Regions from separate parts of the Homo sapiens genome. Here region 1 is linked to region 2. The links are chromatin loops, found by intact Hi-C in ENCODE. Cell type or tissue: Caco-2. All regions are shown on one strand. Links, peaks and the distances in the headings refer to the core of each region. The heading gives the core; the rest is flanking DNA. Region 1 has its middle 140 kb from the start of PRDM9. Region 2 has its middle 220 kb from the start of PRDM9.

What was found. Hi-C counts contacts between places; a loop is a spot of excess contacts. Peaks named below come from ENCODE experiments on the same cell type or tissue, not always from the same donor. Only the 100,000 strongest peaks of a DNase experiment are listed, where the experiment ranks them.
Region 1: a loop joins it to region 2, with 2.6 times the contacts of the local background. A loop is called at or near these places in 1 of 110 quality-filtered maps.

Annotation. Positions count from the first base shown.
Region 1 is chr5:23,645,069-23,650,456 of GRCh38, forward strand. No RefSeq gene overlaps it. Among named protein-coding and RNA genes, the nearest start is that of PRDM9, 140 kb to the left of the region's middle. In Caco-2, for the core only: no CTCF peak of the experiment used is centred there; a DNase peak (open chromatin) is centred at 2,983.
Region 2 is chr5:23,724,384-23,729,771 of GRCh38, forward strand. No RefSeq gene overlaps it. Among named protein-coding and RNA genes, the nearest start is that of PRDM9, 220 kb to the left of the region's middle. In Caco-2, for the core only: no CTCF peak of the experiment used is centred there; no DNase peak of the experiment used is centred there.

The DNA.
Region 1 (5,388 bases), core at 239-5,238, 79 kb before region 2:
GTACGTTGCATCTTTGTTCTCATTGGTTTCAAAGAACATCTTTATTTCTGCCTTAGTTTCTTTATTTGCCCAGTAGTCATTCAGGAGCAGGTTGCTCAGTTTCCATGTAGTAGTGTGGTTTTAAGTGAGTTTCTTAATCCTGAATTCTAATTTGATTGCACTGTGGTCTGAGAGATAGTTTGTTGTGATTTCTGTTCTCTTCCATTTGTTGAGGAGTGCTTCACTTCCAATTATGTGGTCAATGTTAGAATAAGTGCAATGTGGCACTGAGAAGAATGTATATTCTGTTGATTTCTGTTCTTTTACATATGCTGAGGAGTGTTTTACTTCCAATTTTGTGGTCAATTTTAGCATAAGTGTGAGGTAGTGCTGAGAAGAATGTATATTCTGTTGATTTGGGGTGGAGAGTTCTGTAAATGTCTATTAGGTCTGCTCAGTGCAGAGCTGAGTTCAAGTCATGGATATCCTTGTTAACCGTCTGTCTCATTGATCTGTCTAATATTGACAGTGGGGTGTTAAAGTCTCCCATTATTATTGTGTGGGAGTCTAAGTCTCTTTGTAGGTCTCTAAGAACTTGCTTTATGAATCTGGGTGCTCCTGTATTGGGTGCATATATATTTAGGATAGTCAGCTCTTCTTGTTGCATTGATCCTTTTACCATTATGCAATGGCCTTCTTTGTCTCTTTTAATTTTTTTTTTTTTTTTTTTTACCTTTTTCACTTTTTAGTATTCTAAAAATCTGGTATAATTTCTCCCGATCTTGAATGGAACTAAGTTGAAAAATACTCTTCAGGATATTATCCAGGAGAACTTCCCCAACATAGCAAGGCAGGCCAACATTCAAATTCAGGAAATACAGAGAATGCCACAAAGATACTCCTCAAGGAGAGCAACCCCAAGACACATAATTGTCAGATGCACCAAGGTTGAAATGAAGGGAAAAATGTTAAGGCAGCCAGAGAGAAAGGTTGGGTTGCCTACAAAGGGAAGCCAATCAGACTAACAGTGGATCTCTCAGCAGAAACTCTACAAGCCAGAAGAGAGTGGGGGCCAATCTTCAACATTCTTAAAGAAAATAATTTTCAGCCCAGAATTTCATATCCAGCCAAACCAAGCTTCATAAGTGAAGGAGAAATAAAATCCTTTACAGACAAGCAAATGTTAAGGATTTTGTCACCACCAGGCCTGCCTTACAAGAGCTCCTGAAGGAAGCACTAAACATGGAAAGAATCAACCAGTACCAGCCACTGCAATAACATGCCAAATTGTAAAGACCATCAAGGCTATGAAGAAACTGCATCGATTTAATGGGCAAAATAACCAGCTAACATCATAATGACATGATCAAATTCATGTGTAACAATATTAACCTTAAATGTAAATGGGCTAAATGCCCCATATAAAAGACACAGACTGGCAAATTGGATAAAGAATCAAGACCCATCAGTGTGCTGTGTTCAGGAGACCAATCTCATGTGCAGAGACACACATAGGCTCAAAATAAAGGGATGGAGAAAGATCTACCAAGCAAATGGATAGAAAAAAAAAAAAAAAGCAGGGGTTGCAATCCTAGTCTCTAATAAAATGGACTTTAAACCAACAAAGATTAAAAGAGACAAATAAGGCCATTACATAGTGGTAAAGGTATCAATTCAACAAGAAGAGCTAACTATCCTAAATATATATGTACCCAATACAGGAGTACTCAGATTCATAAGGTATGTCTTTATCAGCAACATGAACATGGACTAACACAGTAAATTGGTACCAGTAGAGTAGGGCATTGCTGAAAATATAACTGAAAATATAGAAGTGACTTTGGAACTGGGTAACAAGCAGAGGCTGGAACAGTTTGTGGGCTCAGAAGACAGAAAAACGTGGGAAAGTTTGGAACTTCCTAGAGACTTGTTGAATGGCTTTTGCCCAAAATGCTGATGGCAATATGGATAATAAGGTCCAGGGTAAAGTGGGCTCAGATGGAGATGAGAAACTTGTTGGGAACTGGAAGAAAAGGTGACTCTCATTATGTTTTAGCAAAGATACTGGCAGCATTTTGCCCCTGCCCTGGAGATTTGTGGAACTTTGAACTTGAGAGAGATGATTTAGGGTATCTGACAGAAGAAATTTCTCAGCAGCAAAGCATTCAAGAGGTGACTTGGGAGCTGTTAAAGGCATTCAATTTTATAAGGGAAGCAGAGTATAAAAGTTTGGAAAATTTGCAGCCTGACAATGTGATAGAAAAGAAAATCTCTTTTTTTTTTTTTTTTTTTTTTTTGAGGACAAACTCAAGCCAAGCCAGCTGCAGAAATTTGCATAAGTAATGATGAGCCAAATGTTAATCCCAAAGACAAGGGGTAAATGTCTACAGGGCATGTCAGAGGTCTTTGCAGCAGCCCCTCCCATTACGTTTCCTACAGGCCTAGTAGGAAAAAATGGTTTCGTGGGCCAGGCCCAAGTTCCCCGTGCTGCATGTAGCCTAGGGACTTGGTGCCCTGCCTCCCAGTTGCTCCACCCCTTGACTAAAAGGGGGCAAGGTACAGTTCAGGCTGTGGCTTCAGAGGGTACAAGCCCCAAGGCTTGGAAGTTTCCACGTGGTTTTGAGCCTGTTGGGGCACAGAAGTCAAGAATTGAGGTTAGGAAATCTCTGCCTAGATTTCAGAGGATGTATGGAAACACCTGGATATCCAAGCAGAAGTTTGCTACAGGGGCAGGGCTCTCATAGAGAACCTCTGCTAGGGCATTATGGAAGGGAAATGTGGGGTCACAGCCCTCACACAGAGTCTCTACTTGGGCAACAACTAGTGGAACTGTGAGAAGAGGGCCAGTATTCTCCAGACCCCAGAATGGTAGATCCACTGACAGCTTGCACCATGAGCCTGGAAAAGCCAGACATTCAACACCAGCACATGAAAGCAGCTGGGAGGGAGGCTACACCCTGCAGAGCCACAGGGGCAGAGCCGTCCAAGACCAGAGAACCCACTTCTTGCATCAGCATGACCCAGATGTGAGACATGGAGTCAACAGAGATCATTTCAGAGCTTAAATATTTGACTGCCCTGCTGGATTTTGGACTTGCCTGGGGCCTATAGCCTCTTTGTTTTGGCCAATTTCTTCCATTTGAAATGGCTATATTTACCCAGTACCTGTACCTCCATTGTATCTAAGAAGTAATTAAGTTGCTTGTGATTTTACAGGCTCATAGGTGGAAGGGACTTGTCTCAGATAAGACATTGGACTATGGACTTTTGAGTTAATGCTGAAATGAGTTAAGACTTTGGGGGACTGGTTTTGAAATGTGAAGACATAAGTTTTGGCAGAGGTCAGGGGTGGAATGATGGTTTGGCTCTATATCCCAACCCAGATCTCATCTTGAATTGTATTCCCATAATTCCCATGTGTTGTGGGAGAGACCCAGTGGGAGATAATTGAATCATGGGGGCAGTTTCTCCCATACTCTCATGGTAGTGAATACGTCTCATGAGATCTGATGGTTTGAAAAGGGGAAACCCATTTCATTTGGCTCTCGTTCTGTCTCTTTGACTCTTCCCAACCATGTAAGACGTGACTTTCTCTTCCTTGCCTTAAGCCATGATTGTGAGGCTTCCCCAGCCAGGTGCAACTGTAAGTCCAATTAAACTTCTGTCTTTTGTAAATTGTCCAGTGTTGGGTAGTAGTTTCCCTTTTAGCCCACGGTGTGTCTGGAAAGGTTGTTTGGGCCCTAGGTCCTGGAAGGGGGTTCTCATGACTCTGACTGGTGCTCTACCAAGTGCACAGACTCTGTGCCATGAGTCACTGCCAGGGAATGGGTGAGTGGTAACATCAGCAATTAAAGACAGTCTTTCCTTCCCTCTTATTGCCTCTTATGTGGTGGGAAGTTACAACCAGATACTGTAACTGCTCACCTGATTTTTGGTTCTTATGAAGGTGTTTTTTGTGTGTAGATAATTGTTAAATTAATGTCCTTGCAGGGGCAATGATTTTTGGAGCCTTCTATTTGGTTATCCTGCTTTGCCCCTCAACACATGTTTTCTTATATTCCCACGCCAACTCCACTCCTTTCTTCTGTACTCATTTATATACAAGCTGTCTAAAATAACATCAGGGAATTATACATCATTTGAACATAATGCCTTGCTGTGGGTTGTGCTGAATGCTCTGAGTAGCCTAGAAAACCCACAACTGACATTTCTAAATCCTGCTGTGTGATATTACTATATAAGTAATTTACCTAATTAGTAAATTTAGATTTACTCCACATTCATATAGGCACAGTTTCTACCTGTGGTTCAAAAGATAAAATCTTTGGTAAAAAAAGAAACATTATTTTATATTATTACTGTTAACACATTAGCCTTTATTACTAAACAAATATAAAATCAAGAAAAACTCACATCTTTGAAGACTAAAAACGAAGTTAAAATCACCGACTTGAAACAGAGAACTAAGCAGGGCTATTTTGTCTTTCTAGGCTGTGTGATCTTGAGAACATTACTAAAATTTCCAGGTCTCTCTGTTTTCATTTCTATAGTGAGAATAATAATACTATCGATGTCATAAGATGTTTATAAGAATTACGTATTTGGAGGTAGACTTGTTAGTACTAAATCTATAATTGTTTGGACTCTCATTATGAATTGTTTGTAACCGCCCCCCAGAATTCACGTGTTGAAGTCTTGACTCTTGATAGTGTTGAGAGGTGGGCCTCTTGGGATGTAATTAGTTTTAGATGATGTCATGATGGTGGAGGCTCCATTATGGGATTTATTTCCTTATGAGAAAATACTGGAGCTTTTGCTCTTTGCTATGATTAGAGAGAGAAGGAAGCCATCTGCAAGCCAAGAAGAGAGCTTTGACTAAGAACTGAATCTGTCATACCTTGACTTTGGATTTTCCAGCCTCTGGAACTATGAGAAATAAATGTCTTCTGTTTAAGCCACTGAGTCTTTGCGTTTTCTTATGGCAGCCTAAGCTAGTTAAGATCACCTTTGTAGGATTTCTGATCACATTTCTAATAGTCAGTACCATATCTTAGCATGTGGGATATCCCCGACTAGCTGAAACCTACATTGTGTGCTCTCTTACAGGTGAGCCAGAAGTGACTAGAAAATTATGTCCCTGCAGAGAATATCCCTTCAGCAATGCCTGACAAGTATGGGATTATTAATATTTTGATTCCCATTCCTCTTGGCCATGATATATCAAAGGCATGTGTTCTCTGTCATGTCCCAGCATGGTCTTGCAGGATTAGTTCAAGGTAGCCAGCTGTCCAATATATCCTCTTGGCTTGCATTACCTTCCCTGTACTACTGCCACACTCACTTGCCAGTGTGTATTGATCCCAACAAATAAACTAAATCTTAGTTTCTGCTCCTAGGAAGAAGTGGACC
Region 2 (5,388 bases), core at 200-5,199:
TCTGTAGAGTGAAAGTCATTGAAACATGGTTTTCTTACGTTGTACTCTAGTGCACTTTGCTCTATGAAAGTCTGTAATAATTCATATTTTCTTGTTTCTTTTTTTTTTTTTCAAGATGGAGTCTTGCTTTGTTGCCCAGGCTGAAGTGCAATGGCATGATCTCAGCTCACTGCAACCTTTGCCACCTGGGTTCAAGTGATTCTTCTGCCTCAGCCTCCTGAGTAGCTGGGGTTACAGGCACCTACCACCACGCTCAGCTAATTTTTTGCATTTTTAGTAGAGACGAGTTTCACCATGTTGGCCAGGCTAGTCTCAAACTCCTGACCTCGTGATCTGTCTGCCATGCCTCCCAAAGTGCTGGGATTACAGGAGTGAGCCACTACACCCGGCCTCTTGTTTCATTTTTTTAAGCTACAAAGTGCTGGATAGTGCTTTGTAATAGCCTCTACAGCTCTACTCTTGCAGTGAACATCAATCAAAGATTGAACTCATTCACTGCACTTTTTCCTTCGCATCTGGTCAAAATGTAGGCTGCAAATACAAATCAAATTGCTAAGAAATAAAAGATGCTATTTAGCTTTGACAGATATTTCAGCAATTGATGAACCTTTAAGAACAATTGATAAACCTTCGAATGCCATTTGATCCCCCTTCTCTCCATTTCTTCCTCCCTCTTCTTTGCCTTCATTTTCTTTTTTATATTGTATTCTATATTTTTGCACAGTAATTCACTTCATTTTGAAATAAATTTTGTTTAAAATTTTATTTCTTAAATGATTCAAATAAAAAAGATTTATCAGGAAGCCAAAGTCAACTAATACATATTAATAATGGAATGATTTAGATCTAGCTGTAAGATCTAGATTTATAGATCTTATAAAAAGTTTAGTAAAAATAATCGGAAATAGTACATATATCAGCGCTTCACAAACTTCAATCTGTATAAGAATCACCTGACTTATTATCAATATTCAAATCCTGAAACAGTAAGTCTGGGGTTATACCCCAAATTCTGAATTTCTAACAAGCTTCTGATTGAAGCTAATGTTCATAGACCACTTTGTGAGTATTCACTGTAGTGATGCAAGTCCATAACGCAATATAAAAGGAAAGCAAATAAGAGTTATTGAAATGTAAAACCCATGTACTCCATAAACTCATGGGACTCTACCGTGAGTTAAGCAGTAACTGATGAAATTATACATATTAACTCATTCAACCCTCACAAGAACTCTCAGAGGTAGGTATTACAAATTCCATTTCCAGATGAGGACACTAACATTCAAAGGTAGTCTTATACTTCACTGAAGACATAGAGCTCTGCTTTTAGAATGTATTCCAGTTTTACATAATTATGTTCTCTCCCTATTAGTAAGATATTATTATTACATTTTACTATAGTTCCTTACAAAATTAAAATAAACTCTTACTGAATAATGAATTTGATCTTGGTGAACATTTTGATTTGTTATACTGATACTGTAATTTGCATATTGTTTTTCATCATGTGAATCACAGTGGTTGTCTAAATGCATATTTAAACCAAGCACCTACTGTGATATACATCAAAATTGATGTCACTTATAAAAGCCATAAATAATTTAGTATTCCATAGAGATAGTGCAATAGAGTTCTAAGTCACAGATACAAAATATTAATTATTTTCATGCTGCAGATAGTACTTTTAGGTGGAAATTTGGTCCTGACTTATTCCTGATTACTTGTGATTTTTGAAGAAACTATGTGCCTATGGGCTGCCATGGGTAGCAGAACACCAAGGAGGCAGTGACCCCTCACCTAACCTACAAATGCTTGAGAGTCTCTTTCCACCTTACTGCAGATATCATGTGAAAAGAACTACCTACTGATGTGGTATCTTTAGAATATCCTATATGATGACAGTCACAGTTGTGCAACTGGAAATAATTCACTTTAAAATTTGCACTGCTGTAGTTATAGAAGTGTATGCAATAATTTGCTGTTTGACAGGAATCCTTATAATAAGAGGAAAAGCAATCACGTAGACAAAAGCTGTGGAAGAATTGAAAGTAATATTGGACCTGCTCTTCTCTGATAAGGAGCAGGAGTTATAGAATATTTCCATTTTTGTGACTCTAACTTTATAATCAATAATATTTGTCAAATAATAGCAAAAGGTTTTTGAAGCTACTGAAATTACACAACTGGGGACATTCAAATAAAAATATGAGAACATGTTCTTTTCGACAATTGGCTAGGGCATTCCTGCCAAATAAAAAATCATAATGAAAATAATTAAGGCATTGAGGGAACATCCAGTCTCTAAGTATAGCTAAAGGTTGTGGCCATTATATAAGGAATAAATGTATGGAGGCTCTGAAAGCTTGAAAGAAAACTATGATTCCATGAGAATGCATGGTAATACGCAAATACGTTGCATACATTAACTATGTGAATGACAGAAGAAAGAATTTGCGTAAAAACAACAAAGCTATGTGATGTGATTTTTTTTTTTTTTTTTTTTTTTTTTTTTTTTGAGACGGAGTCTCCCTCTGTCGCCCAGGCTGGAGTGCGGCGGCGCGATCTCGGATCACTGCAAGCTCCGCCTCCCGGGTTCACGCCATTCTCCTGCCTCAGCCTCCTGAGGAGCTGGGACTACAGCTGCCATTACTCCCGGCTAATTTTTTTGTATTTTTAGTAGAGACGGGGTTTCACCGTGTTAGCCAGGATGGTCTCGATCTCCTGACCTCGTGATCCGCCCGCCTCGGCCTCCCAAAGTGCTAGGATTAAAGGCGTGAGCCACTGCGCCCGGCCGCTATGTGATTTTTTTTTTTTTTTAAAGAGTACTTCTATTAGAAAATCAATGATTGATCAGTGTATATGAAACAAATGACAGAGAGAGAGAGAGAGGGAGAGAAATGATAAGTTGATATGTAATTAAATACTGAACAATCATGGACCAAATAAAAAAAGCCTGACATTGAGTAACAGTCATAGCTTTTACTTTAGTGACAAGATTACTGCATGCTAAATGTTCTAAGCGGTTGACGTGTCCCAACCTATTTGCATATCTCATATCAGAAGCCAAGCTACTGCATGACTGACAACACTTAGGAAAGAAGACAAATATTTACCACCAGCCCAGCCAGTTTACACTGTTTTGAATTGCAGTTCTACCCAGGGGCTTTAACACAGGAAGAGAAGTGCAGGTCCGTGTGTCCTAAAGTGAACCATAACTGGGACTGTTTTTAAAATAACTTTTGTACCTGAATTCAGAATTGTTGTGAGTTAAGATGCGGTACTGTATACAATAATATGATCTGTTGATTTTCCAAACCTTGGAATATATTATTTATAAAATATTGTGAACATGTTTTTAAAACTTTCTGGTTTGCACTGTAACTCACAAACACATTCTGGTTGATCAACATTTAGAAGATTTCAACAAGCTTTCATTTGTTTTTATTTATCTTATAAGGCATAGAATTACATAATAACTTCTTTTGTTTTTTGCTTGTTTGTTAGTTTGTTTTTGGTGGGGATTTTTTGTTTTTTGGTTTTGTTTTGTTTTGAGATGGAGTCTCGCTCTGTCGTCCAGGCTGGAGTGTAGCGGCACAATCTCGGCTCACCACAGCCTCTGCCTCCCGGGTTTAAGTGATTCTCCTGCCTCGATCTCCTCCCAAGTAGCTGGAATTACATGCAAGCACCACAATGCCCGGCTAATTTTTGTATTTTTAGTTAGAGACAGGGTTTCACTGTGTTGCCAAGGCTGGTCTCGAACGCCTGACCTTGGCCTCCCAAAGTGTTGGGATTACAGGCGTGGGCCACTGTGCCCAGCCTCATAATAACTTCTTAAAAATCCTTGTGACCCTGTATACCTCATATTTATAACTGAAAACCTGTATTTTATTCAAGCGTTAGTAATGATATGTAGCCTCATTGAGTATTAAGTTAAAAATATTTTCATAATGCAAAATAACATAAGGCTCCTAAGCAAGTCATGGAAGTGTATTTACTGTCTCCTTATTTTCCTTTCGTCTCCCATCTTCTAATTCTTTTACACTTTCTGAAAGCATGCATTGTTTTTATAAATTGTTGACTTTGCTCAGAAGGCTTCACTTTCCTTTTTACTAGTACCTGAAATAATTATAATATTTAAATTATCTAACTGTAAAATTTTTCACTCTATCCTTTTTTTTCAACTTTGGGAGCTGCTTCTTATATAAGATCCTGGTATAAAGAGTAACAAGATAAATCATTTTTTAAAAAATGAATCACTGTTGGAAACTTTCTGTTTCTTCTCTGGAAATTAATCTTTAACTATAGTGAGAGCTTCATAGCTTTCTGGGTATAGACTCCCTGAATTTTAATCCTGCTTGTACCAATTATTAGCTGTGTGACTTCGGGCAAATTACATAAAACTTCTCTCTACCTCAATTTCTTCATGTTTAAAATGAGGATTATCATAAAACCCATTTGATGATGGTATTTTAAAAATTAAACAAGTGTTAGTAAATAAAAATATTTTGGCCTAATGTCCAAAACATTGGCAATATTGCTAACATGGCTTTATAAGTTTTGTCCCAGTCACACTGAAATAATTTTAGTTTATATATCATCTTTCTGTTTCCTACATGTTAGATTAAGTACATGATATTTTCCTTGCCTAGAAAGTTCTCTTTCCCTGTCTTCCTATAAATAATTCTTAATCTTACTTTTCTTTCAGTTCTAAATTTTAATAGGTTTCTATTGCAGTGTACAAAACTATTGCAAACATCACGTTTTCTTTTCTTTTCTTTTTTTTTAAAGAACATATTAATTGTCCCTGTGTGGGTCAGGAGTCCAGGGACACCTTAGCTGGATCCTCTGCTCAAATTCTGTGAGTCCTACAAACAAGGTATTGTCCAGGCTGCTTTTTATCTAGAGCTTCGGGAGCTCCTTGTGGTTACAGGACTGAGGAGCTCAGCTTCTAAAGGCATGGCCATTCGCTACCATAAGGCCAACAGTAGCGTCTCCCTGACTTCTAAGTTCCCTTTTAGGGATTCACATAGTTAGGTCAGGTATACCCAGGTTAATTTCCCTTTTGATTAACTCAATGTCAAGTTATTAGAGGGTTTTTAAAAACTCTTTCTAAATATAACAATTCCCACCCACAATCAAGGCTGAGTATTATACAAGTACAAAGGAATAGGTAACGTGAGGGCCATTTTAGAATTCCGACTACTTCAGTCTATTTTCTAGCACTGATAATTTAGTTCTCTCCCATTTTCAAAATACATTTTCTCCCACCAAAACATGTCCCAGAGTCTCATCCCATTATAGAATCAACTCAAAGTCCAAAATCTCATTATCTAAATCCATCTGTGGACAAACCCAAAGGCCCCTATAATTTACAGCATACAGTGATAA